Regions from separate parts of the Homo sapiens genome. Here region 2 is linked to region 1. The links are chromatin contacts, found by Hi-C or POLR2A ChIA-PET in ENCODE. All regions are on one chromosome and are shown on one strand. Each heading gives the region's core, a stretch centred on a gene start or an enhancer-like site at or near the end of the contact. The rest is flanking DNA. Distances are from core to core; before and after follow the strand shown.

Region 1 (2,700 bases), core at 134-2,633:
TACATTGTAAGTTAGGGTTTGACAGAATCATTCTAAAAACATGCCATCTTGCAGCACTGTGTTAGGGTATGTTGCGGAGAAACTTGAACCATTTGCTAGCACCTGCTAAGAGCAGTACTCCAGAACAGTTGACAGGGGGGGTCCAGGCAGCCTGTTTCCTGGAAGCGCTTCCTTCGTCCGGTTTTACAGACTCACCATGCAGTCTTCTGTATTCTTCAGTCTCTTCTTACTGTCAGATACAAATAGTCAGACTGCAGCCTGAGACCACACTGTAGTCTTCAGTGCCCCTGATTTATGAGCCACTTAAAAAATATATATATAATAGCTATCTATTATAGATATTTTACATTTATATAATATACAATCTTTTATATCTATTATATATTATATCTATTATTTATTTTATATGTAATAGTTCTCTCTATATAATTCTATATATATAATAGTTCTCTATATATATCTCTATATATAGATATCTCATGATCTCTATATATGTATAGAGAGAATTATATATAAATATGTTATATAATAAATATAAAAAATAACTGTTATATATTTATATATGTAATATATAGTCTCAGTTATTTGTTATAATATATGTAAAACCAACCAAATAACTCTCTAGAGAGAGACAGACAGAGAGAGAGTATATTTCAACTCAGTGAAATATACACATGAAATAATCCCCTTCCCCCACTGACCACTATTAACTGTGTTCTCTCTGGTACTTAGCAACCATAAAAACACCTCAGTCTTAATCCATAAATGTTTTGTCACTTTGGGCCCTTAAAATGTTATTTCAGCTATTAAAGATTAGTCATGTACATGTTTTAAATGTTCAGCTCTTGTTGGAGCTGAATCCCTGAGGAGCCTGGACTGGTGGTCCCAGCATTCGGTGGGGTGGGGGTGTGAGGGTGAGATCTGTGTCTCCCATCCCACCTGTCTTTACTTGCACTTCTCTGCTACTAGTGTATGAGGGAGAGAGAAAGAAGACATTTATTCTTTTGACTGGTCAAGACAAATTTTTCCCTTCAGGAGACGACTGGTGGGCTAGAGTGGCTACAGTCAGAGAACCTTACCCCATGAGATAAGACACTCCTAAAGTCTTTTCCCTAGAGAGTCTGCCTTTATTATGGTGAATGCTCTGGGTGTATTTCACAATGATGATGCTTTCCTTCTCCTTGCCAGAGCCACAAGGAGACCCTTTTTTGGCTCTTCATGAGGAGCTGAAGTAGGTAAAACTGGTGGGGTTGAAGTAGGTAAAACTCACATAGTGTGGGTGCCCAGCTGAAAACGCCCCATCCCCAGGAGTTTCTCACTGTCAAGCTAATCTGCATTCAGCCTCCAGCAATTAATCAGAACTACCATCTAAGTATTCTTACCAGTTTGTGGTTTCCAGGTGAGCGAATCTCTCAATCAGGACTCTGGATTTTCCTGTCTCTCCAGATTTCTGGGTGGCAGTTTGCTTTGCAACCTCAATTCTCTGAGGAGCCCAAGAGCACTCATTATTTTCACTTTTTTCTTGGCCATAAGCGACAACTTTCAAGCTCTTTACAAGAGAAAAGCTGAAACTGGAAATCTCTAAGCCAATTTTGAACTTAGGGGAAAAGACTTGGGGAGGAAAAAGAAGCCTTCAAATGGAAGCCGAAGAAGTCTCTAGATGATTTTTCCATTATTTCACAAATGGAAAAACTTACAGAGTTAATTCAGAGTAGTGAAATCTGCCTATGAGTCTGACTTAGTCCTTATTTTAATTTCATCTGGGCGGCCCCAAAGAGTGATGACATTGATGATAACTATTACAAGAATGAGACATACATTTCAAAGATCTTAGTTATATTATTCCAAAATGCCAAAGCAAGGGAATATAGCTCCTAAAAGTATATCATTTTCACTAAAAAACTGAATACTGCTCTCTACCTCCTAGAAATGTCCTCAGCTGAAATAAGAAAAGGGGGATTTGAAATCCAAAATGTTGCAGCATTTATTAGATTCATATTATCTTGTAATTGTTTAACCCGTAGAAGTTTGGCTTTTTCAACAAGACCAAGAGCCCATTTTGGCCAGGTACCTTATCAGAGTCTCCTTCTTTAGCCTCGCACACTGCTCTGCACACAACAGACCTTCATTAAATCCTTGAATCAGATTGGATGTGGACTTGCCTGGCTTTTTACCGCACTGGTTTGGCAGGAGTTGTGTCCCAATCTTGCTTGTCATTCTTGTCTCTTGGTTTAAAATGCTGTGCTTTGCAAAAGGCTTCTTTGAGCAAGCACTTGAGGAAAAAGAATTACCCCCTTTCAAAAGGGTCTGAATATGGTCTTTCGTGAGGCCTATTACAGTGCCTTATACCTCATTATAATCTACTGGGGAGTTATTGTGCATCTTGTAATGGAGGCTAAATTCATATTTTTCATTCACCTGATTAGTATTTATGTATTGGCTCTGGTGCCAAAAGGAATATTTTCCGTCTCTGTTTCTCCTTTTCAGTAGTAATATGAACATAATACAAGGCAGTAGAAAGAGCATCCCCTTTCCAGAAACAAACAAAAATCAATTACAGTCAGTCCTGAGGGAAGTCTTTCGTGGAGAAAGCCAAGAAAAGCAGAAAGAAAGCTGAATGCCTCTGCCTTTATCTGTCCCCCCTGCCTCGCGGTTTTAGGATCACATTGTCACAGCCCCATTTGGATTCTTTCATGCTCA
Region 2 (2,700 bases), core at 112-2,611, 42 kb after region 1:
TACTGAATTAATTGAGCAATATTCTCTATTTCAATATCGAAAGTCATTTATAAATATGCCCTCTTCTTTCCTCAAATATGCATTGCCCACAAGAGGAAAAACCATTGTCTTCTACCTTATCTCTTTTGAGAAAGGGGTCAGACTTTTGAGATGAAAGTAGACTATTTTTTTTTTCTATTCCCCTTCTCTCCTCCTCTAGGCTCCAAAGCCAGGTTTCCTCAAAGACTTAACTGTTTAGCTTCCTTTTGGTCTTGTGCGCGCACTATAGTTTTAGCTAACAGCTGCCTTCCAGATAGACTGCATTGGCCACCTCATTCAATACCAGAGGTGCTCCCCTCACCATTTTCACATGCACATATGTTAAAATGTCTGCACATCACTCCCTCAGGCCATGGGTTAAGATCCTGAGATTTAACAATATGTTAAGAGTTACTCTTGGGATCTCAACACACCTCAAAAGTCTCAAACAGGCAAGGAAACCAGAGCTGAATTCTCACTGCTTTCTGAACATTAGACAATTTTATTTTCATTGTTGTTTTTACTTGCCTGTTTGTGTGTGTGTGTGTGTGTGTGTGTGTGTGTGTGTGTGTGTGTGTTTGTATTTTGAGATGGAGTCTTGCTGTCACCCAGGCAGGAGTGCAGTGGTGTGATCTCCGCTCACTGCAGCCTCCGCCTCCCGGGTTCAAGCAATTCTCCTGCCTCAGCCTCCTAACTAGCTGGGACTACAGGCATGTGCCACCACGCCCAGCTAATTTTTTGTATTTTAGTAGAGACGGGGCTTCACCGTGTTGCCCAGGCTGGTTGCGAACTTCTGAGCTCAGGCAATCCGCCCGCCTCGGCCTCCCAAAGTGCTAGGATTACAGACGTGAGCCACTGCGCCTGGCCCCTACTTGCCTGTTATTTTTAAGTGAAATTCCAAGCAGAAAAGCAAAGCCTGAGTTTTGGAAGAGAAGCACTCAGATCATCTGAATGTATTTTGTCTACAGCTCCCACATAGTAGTGTTTTGTCACTGTCTTGAGTATGATTTTGAAACAGTTCACATGCAACTTAAAAAATAAATCCTCCTGTGTTAATTGAAGAACACCATGGAAAGATCTTCTGAAATAATGTCTAATATAACCCCCAGTAATTTATATCTGGCATTGAAATAAATTATAAGGATTTTCTACTGCTGATTTATTTCCCATTCATGATCTACTGGGGTTTGTTTGTTTGCTCATCAGTGTTATGGGGTTTTGTTTGCTTTCTCTCGTTTTATTATTAGCTGAATTTCCAAAGCACATACCAGTGTACAGTTGGGAAAGACAGAGCATTCCAGAAATAGGCGGGGGAATCCAGTGTGGGAAGAAGTTTTGCTATGAGTAACCCATATATGGATAACCTAGCTTACTCTCACTTCCCCTCACCAGCTCCCCCTGCCTGACCTGAACTGCCCTGGGTTTTACATGTTCCTTTTTATTCTCCTTTGGAAAAAAGACTGAAGTTTCTCAGTTCCCAGCCTGCTAAAGCTGCTCTTCAAGAAGTTTACCTTATTTCCATATAGGGAAAAAAGAACAGTGTTTGTAGTAACGACTTCACTTTGTGGGTTTTCTGTTTGTTTGTTTTGTCTTCTTGTGTGACTTTGACAAAGTGTGTGGTCTCTCTTACCATGAAAGGTATATGGTTCCCTGGGATCTCAAATTAAAAAAAAAAAAAACTTAGATAAGTAAAAGTTTTTTTAATGATTTGCCCACTTTTGAAAAATTAATGGCATTTTTGTTTCTTATCCAGGTATACTGTGATGTCAGGAACACCTGAAAAAATTTTAGAGCATTTTCTAGAAACAATACGCCTTGAGGCAACTTTAAATGAAGCAACAGGTATACACATAGAACCGTTTGCATGTCCATTAAATCCATGCATAGCATTGTTTAAAAGTCCTGAATTCATTTGCAGTGTGTATAGCGAAAGCAGTTTGGGAAGGGGATTCTGTGTATTGATATTTGAAAAGCATCTCTGTGTGACCTGACTGGGAACAGTCCTTCTGACTGTCGTCTTCCCTCCCCAATCCTGACTGTTCTCTAGAAATGACTCAGCCTCATTTCTACATACTATGCCTCATCTTCCCTAGGCATCTCTCTCTTAAGTTATTCAAATCCCACCTTCTATAGGCATCTATTGGGTTTATCATACATCCTACCTATTCCCACGAAGGATTTGAAGCTGCCTACATAAAAGGTACAGCCTTGCTCCAGTTGGGAGTAAGATACTTCTCTCTGCAGTTGTTGTAGAGTCCAGCTGCTCTAGAATATAACTAAATGCCACCATTCGTTTGCTAGGGCTGCCCTAATGAACTACCACCAACTGGGTAGCTCAAGCAACAAAATTATATTGTCTTACAGTTCTAGAGGCTAGAAATCCTAGCTGAAGGTGATATTTGGGTTGGTTCCTTTTGAAGGCTGTGAAGGAGAATCTGTTCCATGCCTCTCTCCTAGCCTCCTGTGGTTTGCAGGCTATCTTTGGCATCCTTTGGCTTGTAGATGCATCATCCGGATCTCTGCCCTCATGTTCACACAGCATTCTCCCTGTGACTCTTCACATAGCCTTCCCTCTGTGCCTGTCTGTCTCTGGGTCCAAGGTTACCCCTTTTTATAAGGATGGCAGTCATATTGGATTAAGGCCCTCATTAAGGACCTCACCTTAACTTGACCACATCTGCA

Evidence for each region. A loop is a pair of places that touch in the nucleus more often than their neighbours do. ChIA-PET counts read pairs that join two places held with the same protein, here RNA polymerase II (POLR2A). Pooled maps may share reads with other maps.
Region 2: a map of PC-9 shows a loop between it and region 1 (6-fold over the local background). The contact joins two enhancer-like sites. A Hi-C loop is called at or near these places in 1 of 168 maps with a recorded cell type or tissue (PC-9) and 1 of 50 pooled maps. POLR2A ChIA-PET finds 5 or more read pairs at or near these places in 5 of 52 experiments (AG04450, BJ, OCI-LY7 and 2 more).

The regions. Positions count from the first base shown.
Region 1 is chr2:172,952,866-172,955,565 of GRCh38, forward strand. The region is part of intron 6 of RAPGEF4 (Rap guanine nucleotide exchange factor 4); the gene reads left to right. Among named protein-coding and RNA genes, the nearest start is that of MAP3K20, 120 kb to the right of the region's middle. Within about 2 kb of position 1,384, at least 3 of the 41 ENCODE cell types and tissues checked have a DNase peak (open chromatin) inside an H3K27ac peak, as active enhancers do; they include PC-9, where a contact is called at or near this core.
Region 2 is chr2:172,994,695-172,997,394 of GRCh38, forward strand. It overlaps RAPGEF4 (Rap guanine nucleotide exchange factor 4), which reads left to right. Exons shown (of 31, transcript NM_007023.4): 16 at 1,772-1,860. Among named protein-coding and RNA genes, the nearest start is that of MAP3K20, 80 kb to the right of the region's middle. Within about 2 kb of position 1,362, at least 6 of the 41 ENCODE cell types and tissues checked have a DNase peak (open chromatin) inside an H3K27ac peak, as active enhancers do; they include PC-9, where a contact is called at or near this core.